2 separate regions of the Homo sapiens genome follow, and region 1 is linked to region 2. Evidence: chromatin contacts called from ENCODE Hi-C or POLR2A ChIA-PET data. All regions are on one chromosome and are shown on one strand. Each heading gives the region's core, a stretch centred on a gene start or an enhancer-like site at or near the end of the contact. The rest is flanking DNA. Distances are from core to core; before and after follow the strand shown. Region 1 has its middle 22 kb from the start of LINC01732. Region 2 overlaps XPR1 (xenotropic and polytropic retrovirus receptor 1).

Region 1 (5,689 bases), core at 1,743-4,242, 300 kb after region 2:
CTGAAGGAAAGATGTCTGCAATGGGCTTTTCATGGCTGAAATGACCCTGCCCTGGTTCCCTGGGGAGTGGTTTTATGGCTCCCTCCCAGCTTCAGTTCCCATTTGTCTTAGTCCATTTTCTGTTGCTATAACTGAATATCTCAGACTAGGTAATTTATAAAGAAAAGAAATTTATGGAATTATTGTAGTTCTGCAGGCTGGAAAGTCCAAGGTCAAGAAACCACATTGAGCAAGAGCCTTGCTGGTGGGGATTCTCCATAGAGGCTCAAGGTGGTGCAGGGTATCACATGGTGGAGGGCTCATGAGAGACCTGAACTGGCTTTTAATAACAGACTCGCTCTTGTGATAACAAACCCACTCCCCTGATTTCCCATTAATCCATTAGCCCATCAATCCATTAATCACATTAACTATTAATTATTAATCAGAGCCCTCCTGACCCATCACCTCTTAAAGGCCCCTCCTGTTAATACTGTTACATTAGAGATTAAGTTTCAACATGAGTTTCAGAGGGGACAAATTCTGTTCTTTTAGAGAGCCTCCCAGATTCCCTTCATGATTAGAATATGGTTATACAGTCTGAGCTGGGATTGAGTTAGGGTTACTGGATTGTGATTTCCAGCTGGTTTTAAGAACCATGAACCTGGTACTCAATAAATACTAGTTGATGGCCTGGGGAATGTGAAGCTTAGGCTTGTGTGATATTGGTGTTGGGTGGGCTTTCGGCAAGACACCAGTGGATATGGGCAATATCTTGGTGCTGATGTTGGCTGCTCCCAGATGCATCTGGGGACTTTTCCAATGCTAACCAACAGGTGCTATTTGTTATATCACAAAAATCCTCCAAGTCCACATGACTGAAAATTGGGGGCAAAGGTCACCTCTGAAAGCTTATTTCTATCTTATTCCTATGTCATTCCTGAAAAATCCATGTGCTTATTATAGATTGTAGTGGTGATAAAAGAGGTGAATTGCTGAACTGACAAAAATACTACAAAGTAGAAGCAGGGGATTAAATATACAAAATTGTAACCTGTGATCAAAATTGTGACTTTGATCTAGGCTTAGAAATTGTTACACCTTAGCCCATGTTACTGGCAGGCAATGTAAAGTCAATATATTGCCAAAGAATTTGTCAGCCACACTGGGCAGTGTCCTCTCTACTAAAAGGCCACAGCCATGGAATGAAAGCCCTGCTCCTGGTCACAGACAGCCCAGGTCTGTTCTGGGAGCCAGATTTAAGGGAGGCCATAGCAGTGCCAGATGGTAGAAGCCAGAATATGGACTGTGGAGCCGGGTAGAACCTGGTTTGAATCCTGCCTCTGCTGTGAATGACCTTGGGCATATAACTTAACCTCTCTGAGCTTCTCTGAGCCACTGTCTTCTTATCTGTGAAATGGGAATGGTAACATCACACTAGATTCTTGTCAAGATCAAAAAAAGATGATGTACTTATATGAGTACCTAGCACCATGCTTTGTTGACATTGACATGTGAGACCCTTTCTCTCAGACTCTATCCTGATTGCATCAGAATTCTACAAGGCCTGGCATCCACTTATCAAGGGTATTAATTTCCTCCACGAGGCTGCTTTGACCTCCAGAACCCAGCGGGCGTGCTCTTCTGAACTCTCCACCTTATCACCTCCATGGATCATATCTTGCTTTGCTGAGTGTGCTTTCTATTCCTGTATCTGCATTTTACTTCCTCGATTAGGGTGTAATCTCTTTCCAAGCAGAAGCTTTCATCTTTTTAAAATGTTCCATTTTTGCATTTTAGCGCCGTGCCTTTTTGCACATAGCGCTTGCTCAAAAAATAGGGATCGGTTGATATTTTATCTACTTTTGTGTCCTAAAAATTGCCCCAGAGTCATGAGCTGAACTTAGCTTACATGAGGTCGTTACTACAAAGTCACAACATGTTTATTCATTTATCTGTTTATGTGGTAGCCCTACCATGACTCACACATCCAAATGAGGATTGCAGCCGTATAAGGGGCACTGTGAAGGCTGACTGTGATTCTGGGAGCCTGTCACCTCGCAAAACATTTTTGGAACTCCTGCTTTGAATCAGTGCCAGAGTTGCAGTGGTGAATCTTCACACCTCCTGGGAGGAGTTATTTTTGGAAACAGTGAAAATCTGTCTGGTCACATTTGGTAGGTGTGGTCATTCAGGGCCTGAGTGTGAGGAGGGATGCTCAGTGGAGTGATAATTAGTTAATATTTAATTGGCCATTTCCAATGTGTCAGCCAGTTTACATCCACTGTCTTATTTTAATCTTAATGTGACCTCTATGAAGTAGGTGGTCTTGTTATCACCATTTTATAGAAAAGGGACCCTGAGGCACAGAGAGTATAAACCACACTCTGTACAGGGACTCCATGGCTTTTTACCCATTATTAAGCTAGTGTAGCAGGCACAGGGGACATACCCAAGTAACCCTTATGTACCCTAGCAGAGATGAGGGACCTGGACACCTTTTTTAAAAACAATAAGGCCAAGGACAGCCACATTTGGATTAGTGGGAGCAGGGGGAGAGTATGGGGAATGCGGGAACCCGGGAGGAGCTAAGAAAACTGGTCAGATCCTGCATCATAGGTGAGTACAGGCACCCCAGGGGGCCCAATGGGAGAGACCAGAGAAGGGAGGAGAGCACTGGGGCTTGTTTGGGAACCTCTGAGTGGGTAAAGATGGTCACTAAAATCTCCAACCAAAGGAATTCTTTTTATGCCTCTCTTTTTTGCTTTCTTAAAATTGTATTCATACTTGCTGATTATAAAAGGAGTTCAAGTTCATCGTAGAAAACTTAGAAAATATAGAGAAGTGATAAAGAAAATAAAAGTCATCTGTAAATGTCCCTCTCCTCCCCCAGGCCTCAGGCTTTGCTAAGACAAGGCCGCTGAGCAGATCAGCACACATCGGGTTATTTATAAAGCTCCCGCCTTCCTCTCCACCCACTCCCCTCTCTCTTGGCTACGGAGAAGCCTTCGGCCAGGACATTCCCTTGCAGCCTACTCAAGCTGCTATATAAAGCCCTGCACTTCTCGGGGCTGGATCAGAACGTTCCTTATCTCTCTGCAGCAGGACGCTGATAATCTGCCCAGCTGGCAGGCGCTCTGAGGTCGGCTTGGGCTGCTGCTCTCAGGGCCTACAGCCCCCGTGTGGTCGTCTTCTCTGGTTCCCACTGAAACTTGGCCAACAACACTAACTGAAACCTCAAATATAGGAAGTTGTTGGCTTGTTTCATTAGAGGGCAGTTGCCAGACAGCTGAGATGAACTTAATGGGCTTGGCATGGGTGACTGGTGTGTCCAGCACATTCAGGCTTAGTGGTCAATACTGATGGCCCATCGTAACGTCCCCTTCGGAAGCAGCTGTGCCAGCTCCCTCCTTCCCCAGCCCCCACCCCTGTTCCATCCCCTCTCTGCATTAGTGCTTGGCTCAGAGTCTTCTTCATCCATATGGCTTCTACAGGCAAAGGCCTTCTGTGGCCAGGTGGCCTGCTGCATTGCAGTGCCACAATTCCAGGCTGGACTTCTACCTAATTGAGAGTGGACCACAGCAGACGTACTTGCTCTGCCTAGAAAATAAGTTTTGTCATGAGAGGCAGAACCATCTTATTGCTGTAAGTCAGGGCAGAGGAGTGTGCAAAAGAGGCAAGGTATTATCCTGAAAAAATACACAGGTTTTAAATCGGAGCTGGTGTGACATCCTAGCTTCTCCACTTAGAAAGAAGTGTGATCCTAAGTAAGTTATGTAACCCCTTCGAAGCCTGGTTTTCTCATCTTTAAAATGTAGAGTGATATTTCCATCTTAGAACTGTTGTAAAATGTAAATAAGATGACATATGTAAAGCACTGAAAACATACATCAGATGGCATTATGGTAGCTATTTTTTTGTTTTGTTTTGTTTTGTTTTTGAGATGGAGTCTCACTCTGTTGCCCGGGCTGGAGTACAGTGGCACAATCTCGGCTCACTGCAACCTCTGCCTCCTGGGTTCAAGCAATTCTCCTGCCTCTACCTCTCAAGTAGATGGGATTACAGGCACCGACTACCACCCCCAGCTGATTTTTGTAGTTTTAGTAGAGACGGGATTTCACCATGTTGGCCAGGCTGGCCTCGAACTCCTGACCTCAGGTGATCTACCTGCCTCGGCCTCCCAAAATGCTAGGATTACAGGCATGCTAGGATTACAGGTGTGAGCCACCGTGCCCAGCCTTATGGTAGCTATTATAATTATTGTTAATAATATTATTATTTATGAACATTTGAATGAGAAAGAGTTGGTGGTTTCTTTTTTTCCTCTTAGATTCAAGATCCAATAGGGAAACTTTTGACCTTGGTTGTTAAGAAACCCATCTAGGCAGGTAGGTGTGTGTTTCCATTGATATTTAAATGAGTTTTTCAAGTGTTGAGAGAATTTTTTCAAAGCAACTTCTGGGCCCTGAGAAGGTTCTGGTTCACCTTCATATTGGCCTCATAAGAATCAGGTCAACCTCATATGAAAAGGCAAGTCGTTGTACCTACTTCTTGGTCAAAATTTAGTAGCAAAATATTCCTGCTGTAAGCCACAAGACATTTTCAAGATGGAATGATTATCTGTAAAACAGCAATAATGAAAACATCACTTACCAGAACTTAGGAGGTACAGTTAAAGCAGTGTCCAGAGGAAAATGCGTAGTGTGATGGATCATTTTGTGTGTCAACTTGACTGGGACACAGGGTGCCCAGATATTTTGTCAAACATTATTCTGGGTGTGTCTGTGAGGGTGTTTCTTTTTTAAAATTATTATTATTATTTTTTTGAGACAAGGTCTTGCTCTGTCACCTAGGCTGGAGTGCAGTGGCGTGATCTTGGCTTACTGCAACCTCCATCTCTTGGGCTCAAGCGATCCTCCCACCTCAGCATCCTGAGTAGCTGAGATCACAGGCATGCCACCATACCTGGCTAATTTTTGTATTATTATTATTTTTTGAGATGGAGTCTTGCTCTGTCAGCCAGGCTGGAGTGCAGTGGCATGATCTTGGCTCACTGCAACCTCTGCCTCCCAGGTTTGAGCAACTCTTATGCCTCAGCCTCCCGAGTAGCTGGGATTACAGGTGTGCACCACCACATCCAGCTAATTTTTCTATTTTTAGTAGAGATGAGGTTTTTGCCACATTGGCCAGGCTGGTCTTGAACTCTTGGGCTCAAGTGATCCACCTGCCTCAGCCTCTCAAAGTGCTGGGATGACAGGTGTGGGCCCCCATGCTGGCTGAGGGTGTTTCTATGTGAGATTAGTGTTTGAATTGGTAGATTGTAAAGCAGACTGCCCTTCCTGATGTGGGTGAGCCTCTTCCAATTCATTGAAGGCCTGAATGGATCAAAAAGGCAGAATAAGAGAATCTTCTCTCTCTCTCTCTACCTATCTTTGAGCTGGAACATCAATCTTCTCCTGTCTTCAGACTCAGACTTGGACTGGAACTTAAATCATAAGCAATCGTGGTTCTCAGGCCCTCAGACTTGGACTGGAATGACATCATCAGTTCTCCTGGGTCTCCAGGTTGCTGACTGCAGATCTTACAAATTCTCATCCTCCATAATTGTGTGAGCCAATTCCTCATAACAATTTAATACATATCTACATAGATATCCGATTAGTTATGTTTCTCTGGATAACTCTGATTAATATGCATAGTCTTATAATGA
Region 2 (5,739 bases), core at 609-3,108:
TTCACATTGAGAACTAGAATGTGGGCTTTGGAGTTAGGACTAGGTTAATTTAGCCACTTACTAATTATGTTACCCTGAGAAAGTGACTAGATTTCTTTGATTTAAAATTAGTAAAATTGAGAGAATAATTCCCACCTCATAAGTTTATTATAAAGATTAAGTTGTGTAAATACACTATAACTGGTGTTAATTGGTATTGATATCCTCTCCACCATCTGTGATGAAAGCGTGAAAAAACTCACATGCAAAATATTAGGGAAGGGATTTTCATTATAGATGTGGAAGAATTTAAAATAATTATGAGTAAATGTCTAGATAAAATGGACCATTTATTTTTAGGAAATTAGAAATTAACAAGATAAATGCAAGAAGGCAGACACTCTAAATTATGGACTAAGAACTATTGCAGGAATAGGGAAAGTTGTCTTTGAAGTGTCAGACCACAGTTTTTTCACAAGTGAAACTTTGTAAAACCTTTCAAACCTTCAAGGAATGGTTTGTGCCATTTAAACCGTTTGGAAACGTAGAAGGAAAGCATCTTATTTCTCTTTACAAAACTAGCATAATTCTGAAAAATATCACACTCAATAAAGCTGTAGTCTAATGTTACTTATTAATATACATACAAAAATTCTTTAAAAAAATTGATACAAGATAATTATACATATTTATAGGGTACATAGTGATGTTCTGTATATGTGATCAGATCAAAGTAATTAGGATATCCATCTCAAACATTTATCATTTGTGTTGGTAACACTCACTATCCTTCTAGCTATTTGAAACTGTATATTATTGTTAACTGTAGTCATCCTACTGTGGTATAGAACACTAGAACTTATTGCTCCTATCTAGATGTAATTTTGAATCCTTTAACAAATCTCTCCCTATCCTTCTCTCCCCTATGCTTCCCAGCTTCTTGTAACCTCTGTTGGACTTTGTACTTCTATGAGATTAACATTTTTAGCTTCTACATATGAGTGAGACCATGTGGTGTTTAACTTTCTGTGCCTGGCTTATTTCACATAATGTAATGTACTCCAGTTCCATCTGTTTTGCTGGGAATTACAGGATTTCATTCTTTTTTATGGCTGAATAGTATGCCATTGTGTATATACACCACATTTTCTTTATCCATTTATCTGTGGTTGGACACTTATGTTGATTTTTTTATCTTGGCTATTGTGAATAGTGCTGCAGTAAACATGGGACTGCAGATGTCTCTTTGTTATACTGATTTCTTTTTCTTTGGACTGAAATGCCAAGTAGTGGAATTGCTAGATCACGTGGTAGTTCCTATATGCAGCTTTCTGAGGAACCTCCATACTGCTCTCCATAGTGACTATACTAGTTTACATTCCCACCAACATTATAAAAAGTCTTAATAAAATGTTTGCAGCTAGAACTGAGCAGTATATTAAAAGAATAATATACCATGACTAAGATATTTTAGTAATGCAAAAAATAATTCAGTGTTAGGAATCCTTAAAAATTAAATGTTACCATATCACTAAACCAAAGGAGAAAAGCCATGTGGTCAGCTCTGTAGGTGCCAAGGAGATGTTTGTTAATTTTTTAAGAAAGAATATAAGAATACTTCCTAAGTATAGCAAAATACTATACACACATGTGCGTATAATATGTCACTCTGTATCTTAGACCAATGACTAGAATCACGATTAAAGGTAAAAAAAATTTTTAAGTTGTTGGCCTAGACTTTCTAAGGCCCCTTTAGCTCTTTACATTCTATTAGTCTGATAGAGCTATTTGCAAATATGTCATGTGTTGGCAGACATTATGTCATTTTGAACCTGATACCAACTCCGAAAGAAAGGAAACAGGTGTTATTCTCATTTTGCTTGCGCAAGGTCACATGACAGTAAGTAGCAAAACCAGAATTTTGACTCTAGATTCATTCCTTTTTTTAACTCTAAAAAGTTATTTCCTACAAGGCAGCGTGCTATAATGTTGTGATCCTCAAATTTTGGTGTGTATCTGAATTACTTTGGATGCTTGCTTTAAAATGCATTATCTTGGGTTTTACCTTCAGTCTAATTGAGTAGGATTAGGGCGATCCAAAATTTGCATTTTTACCATGTCTTCTGCTAAAGGTGATTCACTGAGGACACATTAAGTGCATGCAAACAACAGATGTTGTAAACAGATGTGGTGTTGAGCAAATATAGAGACAAATAAAAGTAGATTTGAATACTACTTCCTCCTACTGAACTATTTGTAAAATCTTAGCAGTCAAGTGATGAATGGTACATAGGCAATAAAGCATACTGGGTGAGAGTGTGGGCTTTGGATCAATGAATCTTGGGCATGTTGCCTGATGATAATGGTACTCACTTCATAAGGAGGTTTTAAGGACATATGTGTAAGTTTTCATAGAGAGGAATGAGAAAGCAGAGCAGAGACAGTCAAGTGTTAGTTATACTTCAGTGGAAGTCTCAATACAGGTACATGCGTGCGCACACCCACAAAGCACATCAAGAAAGGGGACCCAGGAGTTCCCCACCAACAAAAAGATTTTGTTTCTCCCATCAGCTTTTATTCTGCTGAAAGTCATTAGAGACTATTGAAATTTTTTATTTTTAATTATATCTCAAAGTGGATTGATACTGCAGTTGGTGAAGTAGATTCCACAGTAAATATGTGAGTAGGTGTTTCAGAAGTACTGACTTTGATTTTTTGGTAGCATTTGAGATAATACAGGTTTTACTCTACTTCTAAAAATATTTTATTTAAAAGAAAAATGAAATGAAGGTTTATATAAAAAGGCATCACAGTTTTGGACTGTTTTACTCTGATATTTAGAATTGTTTCAGATGGATTTTTTAGATCTGATATGTTTTACTGGTGTAGAATATTGGCAGGCTGTATGAAGAAAACGTGGAAGAGATTTTGGCTTTCCTTCTCTCTGTGCCTATCTCCTATTATATTTCTTCTCACTCCCTTTTTAGGTTTGTTAACTAACCATAATATGGAATACATATTGTTATTTCTCACATTTCTAGAATACATCTTTGTGATCTGCATTTATTTTATATTCAATTCTGATTACTATATTCTGTATTATAGCTGCTTAAAGATGTACTCCAATCTTATTTCCATTTTTAAATGACTATAATTTTAGCTTATGTTTATCACTTTTTTCAGTTCAATTAAGAAAAAAGTTTCTGCCCATATGTATGTACTACCTGAAGCTTTCATAAAATGAGCACTTGAGACACTGTGTAAAATGTATAGAATCCTGGCCAGGCATGGTAACTGACACCTGTAATCTCAGCATTTTGGGATGCCAAGTTGGGAGGATCACTTAAGGCCTGGAGTTCGAGACTAGCTTGGGCAACATAGTGAGACCTCATCTCTAAAAAATTATTTTTTAATTAGGCAAGTGTCGTGGTACACACCTGTATTTCTAGCTACTTGGGAGGCTGAGGCAGGAGGATCACTTGAGCCCAGGAGTTCAAAGTTACAGTGAGTTATTATTGTACCAATGTACTCCTGCGTGGGCAACAGATTGAGACCCTGTGTCTTTAAAAAAAAAAAAAAAAAGGATTATAGTATCCTTATATTTCTTTTAAAGTGGTTATAGTTGTTAGCATTTCATTTAGTTAAATAAATGAAATTGTGTCTTTTCCAGGAGAGAAGGCAGAAACACATAGTTTATCTGCTCCAGAATTGTTATTTGGTTATAGAACAAAAGGAGTGGGGAAAAGCAGAAATAGATATTTTTTAATGTAAAAACACCAAACTTCTATTTAACTCATGAATTAAAGAGGAAACCAGCCAGTTGTCACTACTGGTTCAAAGGAGAGACAATATATTTTCCACATGATGGTTAGTTAACAAACCTTTACTGTGGAGTAAAGGAATGCTGATATCCATTTACAAATGGACACAAAATTTGCTTTTTCTACTGGAGGTGGGGTGTGGTGGAGGAGTAGAGGGTAAGATGGAATCTGTTGGACCTCCGTCAGACAGAATTTATTTGTGTGCCTATAGACAGAATTATTGGCATTTATCCACAATTTATACAGAATTATAAAATAACTCCAAGACCAGAAAAGGCACAAACTCCATAGAAACATAACCTAGAAAGGTATGGTGTAAACAATGCATAATTTTCCATTTTAGTGCATAGTAATTATTTTTGCTTATTCCAAAGTCTTAACTTTTCCTTACAGCAATAACCTACTACAAGAATGTTTCCAAGGCTGTTGATCAAATGTGTAACAGAAAGGGATTTTTAAAAATAAGCCTAGACACACATACATAAGAAAGATATTGGAAGAGGTTCTGATGATCTGATCTGGGAAGGGGTATCTGATACAGCAGAAGAAAAGTTGCTAAACTCTGTCAAGAAAGGAAGTCCTAAATGGTGTCATTGATGCTTTTATAATCACTGAAGAGGTAACTTTGTTATTGAGGAGCCAGTAAATAAGGATCTATATGGATAATAAATTGAATATAAATAGTTTAATAATGAAATTACTTTCTTGATTACATCAGTCACATCCAGTTTTATTCAACAAACATTTACAAAACATCTTCAATGTATCAGGCACTACTAGATGCTAGGCATACATAGATGAACAAAACATATCTTGCCTTTAAAACCTCCTCTTGGAGCTCACGGTTTGGTAAGGGAAATAGACTAATTACAATAGAACATGGAAGTGCAATAATACTATATTATCAGTATTGTATAGGGTATAAGGTGGTTTCAAAGAGGAAGTGGTTAACTCAGTGAAGGTTTTGAGGAACAGTCAAGTTCTGTGGTTTTTTTTTAATTAAACATTTTGTTTTGAGATAATTGTAGAATCACATGCATGGCAAGAAGTAATGCAGAGAGATCCCATATACCCTTTGCATAGTTTCCCCAGTGGTAACACTTTACAAACATAGTATAATATCACAGCCAGAATATTGACATTCATACAGTCAAGATACAGAACATTTCCATCACCACAAGGATCCCCCCTGTTGCCTTTTTTGCACAGTATTCCCCCGACCCTATCCATACCTTCACTTTCTGCAGTTTTACTTATCGGTGGTCAACCACAGTCTGAAAACTTTATGCTATTTTGAGAGAGAAAGAGACCACAGTCACATAACTCTTATGGTTTTCGTTTTGTTTTTTGAGACAGGGTCTCACTCTGTCACCCAGGCAGGAGTGCAATGGTGTAATCTCAGCTCACTGCAGCCTTGACCTCTTGGGCTCATGCAGCCCTCTCACCTCAGCCTCCTGAGTAGCTAGGACTACAGGTGTGCGCCACCACACTGGTTTAATTTTGTTTATTTTTTGTAAAGGTGAGGTCTCCAACTCCTGGACTGAAGCAATCCTCTCACTTCGGCCTCCCAAAATGTTGGGATTACAGGCGTGAGCCACCACGTCCAGCCTTCCACATAACTTATTACAGTATATTATGATTGTTCTGCTTTATTATTATTGCTAGTCTCTTGCTGTGCTTAATTTATAGATTAAACTTTATCATAGCAGTACTATCCATGGTTTCAGGCACCAACTGGGGGTTTTGGAATGTATCCCCCACAGATTGCAATGGTGCAATCTCAGCTTACTGCAGCCTCCACCCGTTGGGTTCAAGCACTTCTCATGCCTCAGCCTCCCAAGTAGCTGGAATTACAGGCGCACACCAAGCCCAGTTAATTTTTGTATTTTTAGGAGAGACGGGTATTCGCCACGTTAGCCAAGCTGGTCTTGAACTCCTG

Evidence for each region. Hi-C counts contacts between places; a loop is a spot of excess contacts on that map. ChIA-PET counts read pairs that join two places held with the same protein, here RNA polymerase II (POLR2A). Pooled maps may share reads with other maps.
Region 1: a map with no recorded cell type shows a loop between it and region 2 (7-fold over the local background). The contact joins two enhancer-like sites. A Hi-C loop is called at or near these places in 3 of 37 single-sample maps with no recorded cell type and 2 of 50 pooled maps. POLR2A ChIA-PET finds 5 or more read pairs at or near these places in 2 of 52 experiments (GM12878 and T-cell).

What each region holds. Positions count from the first base shown.
Region 1 is chr1:181,150,064-181,155,752 of GRCh38, forward strand. No RefSeq gene overlaps it. Among named protein-coding and RNA genes, the nearest start is that of LINC01732, 22 kb to the right of the region's middle. RefSeq lists enhancers at 1,850-4,455, 2,893-3,102 and a silencer at 2,942-3,226. Within about 2 kb of position 2,993, at least 23 of the 41 ENCODE cell types and tissues checked have a DNase peak (open chromatin) inside an H3K27ac peak, as active enhancers do.
Region 2 is chr1:180,847,418-180,853,156 of GRCh38, forward strand. The region is part of intron 11 of XPR1 (xenotropic and polytropic retrovirus receptor 1); the gene reads left to right. LOC124904464 (a long non-coding RNA gene) reads right to left here. Exons shown (of 2, transcript XR_007066760.1): 2 at 4,471-5,739. Among named protein-coding and RNA genes, the nearest start is that of LINC02816, 56 kb to the right of the region's middle. Within about 2 kb of position 1,859, at least 2 of the 41 ENCODE cell types and tissues checked have a DNase peak (open chromatin) inside an H3K27ac peak, as active enhancers do.